2 separate regions of the Mus musculus genome follow, and region 1 is linked to region 2. Evidence: chromatin loops called from intact Hi-C (ENCODE). Cell type or tissue: left cerebral cortex. All regions are shown on one strand. Links, peaks and the distances in the headings refer to the core of each region. The heading gives the core; the rest is flanking DNA.

Evidence for each region. A loop is a pair of places that touch in the nucleus more often than their neighbours do. Peaks named below come from ENCODE experiments on the same cell type or tissue, not always from the same donor. Only the 100,000 strongest peaks of a DNase experiment are listed, where the experiment ranks them.
Region 1: a loop joins it to region 2, with 2.1 times the contacts of the local background. A loop is called at or near these places in 2 of 42 quality-filtered maps.

What each region holds. Positions count from the first base shown.
Region 1 is chr1:180,586,500-180,589,398 of GRCm38, reverse strand. It overlaps Parp1 (poly (ADP-ribose) polymerase family, member 1), which reads right to left. Exons shown (of 23, transcript NM_007415.3): 9 at 1,998-2,138; 10 at 1,239-1,478; 11 at 972-1,040; 12 at 617-749; 13 at 1. Mir6904 (microRNA 6904) reads right to left here and starts at 2,198; the gene lies at 2,132-2,198. In left cerebral cortex, for the core only: no CTCF peak of the experiment used is centred there; a DNase peak (open chromatin) is centred at 1,394.
Region 2 is chr1:180,762,396-180,765,294 of GRCm38, reverse strand. It overlaps Gm38293 (a long non-coding RNA gene), which reads left to right. Exons shown (of 2, transcript XR_865779.2): 2 at 1,375-2,731. Among named protein-coding and RNA genes, the nearest start is that of Gm38293, 4.8 kb to the left of the region's middle. In left cerebral cortex, for the core only: a CTCF peak has its summit at 1,176 (motif pointing right); a DNase peak (open chromatin) is centred at 1,196; H3K4me3 peaks cover 501 bases.

The DNA.
Region 1 (2,899 bases), core at 180-2,679, 180 kb after region 2:
CCTGTAAAGGGACAGAGACCAGGGTGAGCTTCTGCTCTGTTAGGCCTTCCTCCGTAAGGGCAGCTTTAAAAGCGCACTCTCTCCCTCATGAGTTGGTTGAGAGGTGCTGCAGGTAGAACCTAGGGCCTTGAGCACACTAGGCAAGCGTTCTACAACTCTGAGAGGATGGCTAAACACACTGAAACTATCGCTATCATCCCAAAAAGCAGTGAATAGCATAGAACAATAAATGTGAAGCCAGGTGTGGTAGTGCACACCTTTAATCGAAACACTTGGGAAGCAATAATAAGTGGATCTCCAGGCCAGTTTGGCCCACAAAGGTTCCAGGAGAGCCAGGGTTACAAACAAAAAGAATAAAATGTAATCTTAACGTGTTCCATAATAAACCATGGGTTTGTTTTGTCTTTTGAATGGCTAAGAGAATAGCCTAGTAGGAGTGGTGAAGATACACTGTGATGGCTGAGCACAGCAACATAACCAACAGCCATAGTGGCTATTCCTTATGGGGAGACTTCAAATACTGGGTTTTTGTGAAGGTTCCTCTTGCTTCAGGCCCTGCAGTGGCCTGCCTTCCCAAGGCAGGCAGCACACACTCGGTCTGGAGGCCTGGGCTCACCTGCTCTCCTTGTCGTCCTCCAGAAGCTGCAGTTTGTAATAGGAGTTCGTCCCTTTCACAATGTCCACCAGGCCAAGTGTGGCGCTGAACACCTTCCCACCTTTCTCCAGGACGTGTGCAGAGTGTTCCAGACCTGCCCCAGAGGCAAAGCTCCTATAGTTTTCTCCCTTGAAGGGCTAGGGTGCAATAGAGGGTTCTGTGGGCCTACGTGTCCCCAGTAAGTTTCATGTCACACCACCTTTAGAGGTCCCCACTGACCCACATGCTTCCAGGACTGGCCTGCTCCCTTCTGGCTACACTGACTGGAGATATCTCCTAATCTCTTGGGGTGCACGGGGAGGCTCTGACCACTCACCAGAGTCAGGATCAACGGCTGCTCCTCCCTTCAGAGTTAATTTCATCCTCTTTTCAGATTTGTTGACACCTTGGAAGGAAAGGACAGAGGAACTTAAAGACTCAACCAAGACAAAGGCAGGAGAGTTTCCAGAGCCACGTGTCATGGCGCCGCACACCACCTGCTGCCGAGGGCCTGCTGCTTTGTGTCCGCTAACACTGAAGGACACTGCTCGCTGCAGCACTTAGGGACAGAACAAAAGTCACAGGCAGGTCAGTTGGGCCTCACCTTCCTCCTTGACAGCACCCTTGCTCTTCTTGGAGGGTGCAGCTGACTTCCCCTTGGGGGCCACCACTTCACCAGGCTCTGCCTTCACCTCAGCCCCCCACGAGGACAAGCTGTGGGCCGAGAGCAGCTCTTGGAGGCTTTTAGTGGAGGCAGACACGTCCTGGAGGAAGTCCTCACACACAACTCGAACGTTGGCCGCTTTCACTTCCTCCATCTTCTTACTCATCTTCTCCACCTCCTCTGTTTACAACCAGACAGGGAGAAAGGAAAACCCCAACGATAGACTGAACGCATCCTCACTACAGCCCGACAACGCCAATGACCCCATCACCACCAACTTCTCTCCCAAGCTATAGCTGAATCTCATCCCAGCAGTCACGCTCCAGCGCCTGGCTGCCCCTTGGGTATGCAAAGCCAAGGGAGGCTACCTTCTCTAAACCTTGAGTGTGGTATCAGGAGGCACACAACTGAAATGGACTCTTAGGCCCAGACCCCTAACACTCAGCAGGAAAGTCTATAACATAAATGCGGGCCTGGGCTCCATCACCAGACTACAAAGTAATTAATAACCTCCACCTACCTACAGAGGACCCAGGATACCCCATGGAGCACTGGGGAGCAGTGTAAGCTTACGGGACTGAGCCACTGTGAACACATATACTACAGTACAGATCCTAGCTTTACATCAGGCTACAGTGGTGAGTCTGACCCCTAGCTGTGCCACACCAACCTTCACCACATTTGAACCACTGAACTTACTTTTAGTGCTGATACACAAGGAGGCCTTGTTGGCAGATCCTGTCAACTTGCCTCCGAGTTTCTCAATCACAGCTTTTGCTTCGTCCTTGTTCTGGGAGAGCTTCCCAAGAGTCAGGATCTTCATGTTAGACAGGGGCTTGTCTGGGGTAAGAGATCAGAAGCAACAGGCTACGACCACTCAACTCTAACCCCAGGAAAGGATGAATGGAGGCAAGACAAAACAGCTGGCTTTAGGAGAAACCATAGAAGCCACAGAGCCTGGCCAGCCTTGGTCTTCACTCTTTTCTTTGGGAAAACTTTATGAAGACAGGCGCCAACAGGCAGCGGGGAAACAGAGGGCAGAACAGCAAATCAAGGACCCAACCCATGAGTTCTGCAACTGAGAAAACTGGGTAGGGCATAGGCCACACACAGAACAGGTGACCCAGGCTGGCTACCCGGGGACTGCTTGGGGGGGGGGGGGGCAGACTAGAAAGGCTGCATCTAGAGAGATGAGAGACCAGAAGGCTAGAAGAAGGTGGGTGGAGAGCTCTGAGTGCTTCACACTCTCCTCTCCTAACTCCTGAGTAAGAAAGCACAGTTCTTATTTGCAAATCAGACTTGTTGCTGACAAAGCTAAAAGGTTTGGTTAGCATGGCCACACTGAGCTAAGTTGTTCTAGGCAAAGGGTGGCCAGCCTTAATGTCAGGCTGGTGACAGCACTAACTGTCAGGTTGGTAAGGATGGGGTAAGGATGTTGGTAAGGATGAGTTGAAGGTAGAAACACAGCACTGGTTATAGCTAGGCCACAGGCCATTGCTTCGGATCTCCCAACTGGGAGATCTTGTCTGTTCTTTCTAGGGGGTGGATATTGAGGACATTACCTGTATTTCTCTTAAGGCTCTGTAGAGAACAAAATCACT
Region 2 (2,899 bases), core at 190-2,689:
AAGTTGGGGAGGAAAGGGTTTATTCGGCTTACACTTCCATACTGCTGTTCATCACCAAGGAAGTCAGGACTGGAACTCAAGCAGGTCAGGAAGCAGGAGCTGATGCAGAGGCCATGGACGGCTGTTGCTTACTGGCTTGCTTCCCCTAGGTTGCTCAGCTTGCTCTCTTATAGAACCCGGGACTACCAGCCCAAGGTTGGCACCACCTACGATAGGCCCTCCCAGCTTGATCAACAACCAAGAAAATGCCTTACAGCTGGATCTCATGGAGGCACTTCCCCAACTGAAGCTCCTTTCTCTGGGATAACTCCAGCCTGTGTCAAGTTGACACAAAACCAGCCAGTACAACTACATAGAGATACCCTGTCTCAAAACCAAACAAACATCATCCAAAACAAACAAACAAACAAACAAACCCCAAAGAACAAAAAGTAAATGAACAAATAAGAGCAGATGTTTGGAGATAGAGAAAGGGGAGACCAGAGCCCACTGGCCTGGAACTCAGGGGTAGCCTGAAAGTCAAAGCAATCCCCCCACTTTGGCTTCCTGAATGCGGGGTTACAGATGTGAACCACCGTGCCCAGCTTACACTGTCCTGCAGTGTGGTTGGTAGAAGCTTCTCTAGTGCAGGGCATTTGTATTGTTTCCTCTGCTTCATCATGAACAACAGACTTTTGGTACCACCCTGTAATCTTACCTCTCAAGAGGAGGAGCATGAATTTGAGACTAGCTTGAGCTGTCTACTGAGACCTTGTCTCAAAGAAGGAGGGAGGTCGAGGAGGAGGAGGAGGAGGAGGAAGAGGAGGAGGAAGAGAAGGAAGGGTGATGACAGTGATGATGATGGTGGTGGTGGAGGTGGTGGTGGAGATGATGGAGATGAAGGAGGGAAGGGGAGGAGGGAGGAGGGGCTCACTGGTAGACCTGGCCAATGGACCAGCAAGTTGACTCAATGGTAAAGCCACTTGTTGCCAAATCTGTGGGATCCCCAGAGCCCACATGATGGAAGAGAGCATCATCTCCTGCAAGTTGTCCTTGTCACCCACTCAGACAGTGGTGAGAATCCTTACCACACAGAAAGAAACATAATGAAGATTTTAGAAAAGGAAACAAACAGGAGGTCCAAAAGGAAAATGTGGGACCAAAAGCAGAAGTCAGTCCTTGCAGGCCTGAATGTGTCCACTAGATGGCATCAAAGCTCACAAGATCGCCTTCCTCTTCCAAGGCAGAGCCGCAAGGCTCCTGGAAGACCTACCAGTGTGCTCTCTGAAGCCCGGCTGAGCCGCAGGACGGCTGGCTGCCGATGGTTACACAGTGTGGGTTGTGACATAGTCCGCAACACCCAGGAGAGCTACAACTTCTCTCTAATTTGCACAGGTTCAGAAAGTGCTCCCACGGAGGAAGGGTAGGAAGCTGCAAATCTGGAGGGGCGAGGAGGCGGTGAGGAATGTGCAGCCGACCCCTGCAGAGGAGCCAGCTGCTGCCGGAAAAAGTTGGACCATCTGGAAGACCCTCCGTGTGGGCATAAAGGCTCAAGAATGACGACAGCACAGACCCCCTCGCTGAAATAGAATGTGCTGTCTGGAAAACTGAAAAGACAGGGGACAGGGTACCGGTACGGGTACTGGACGCGAAGTGGGGTTGAAATTCTTAAAGTCCCCACCCACACAAGGGTCTTTGTCCTCATGTATCTAGGAAAGTTCCCTCTGGTCACTACTGCAAAGCCAGCCCTGCTGTTCAGCCCCCACCCCCTGCGGGGCCCGCATCTGCCCCTCTCTCTGGAACATCAAAAGGTTTCTCAGGCTCCAAGTACCACAGACCTGATTTCTGAGCCGCGCCTGTCCGGTCGGTTTGCAGAGCACCCACCAGCTGCGGTCTCGGTACATCAGGCACGGCGTGTGCTCCCATCACTCAAAGGACTAAGAAGGAGGGAAAGAGGACAACAGTGGATGCTGACCACACAGAAACAAATGACAGAGTGTATCTCCCAAAGACAGCAGCACCCGCTCTTGAACCTCATCCACTTCTTACAACATGGGGTGGACAGTCCTCTTCAGACCCTGGAGTCTGTTTCCTTCCCTTGGATCTGGGAGCTCTTGTGTTCCCAGTGTTTTGTGTTCCTGGTGGCGGGGACCCACGCCTGAAGTCCATCTACCTGGGAACTCCTACTCGGCTACGCGGCTAGCCTGGGAGACCCAAGGTCTGGGCTGGGTGAGGGGCCTTAGATCAGACAGCAGAACATGGGACCAAGCCAACACAGTGACTCCTCGGTAGCTTTAAGCCATCGGAGCAAACAAAGAACAGAGGGGAGATGGCTCAGGCCACACCGCCGACTCACACAAGCAAACTGTGTTAAGCCACTACTTCTTTATTTCCCCGGCGGCAGCTGTTTCACAACTTGTACTAGTTAGGTTTTGTTAATGTGACAAACTAGAGTCATCTAGAAAGAGGGAACCTCAACGGAGGAGTGGCTTCTGACAGACTGACCTGTGGGCATGTCTGAGGGACATTTTTCTTGATTAATGATTGGTGCGGAAGGACTTAGCCCACAGAGGGTGTGTCACCCCTGGGCAGGTGGTCCTGAGTTGTATAAGAAAGCAGGCTGAGCAAGCCATGGAGAGCAAGTCGGTAGGCCCCGGCGCCTCTGCTGTTCCTGCTTCCGGTTCCTGCCTCGCTTCCCTTGAGCGTGGACTATGAGGTGGACGTGCAAGCCAAATAAACCCTTTTCTAAGTAGCTTTTGGTTATAGTGTTTATCATAGCAACAAAAAGCAAACTAGACCAGAACCTATTAAAACCCAAAGTTCCTGGTGGCAAGCTATCTGTTTGCATGGCACTAGAAGGTTTCCGGGACCCGGGCTTTCGAGTGGGAGTGGTGGCCCACGCCTGTAATCATAGCTCTCT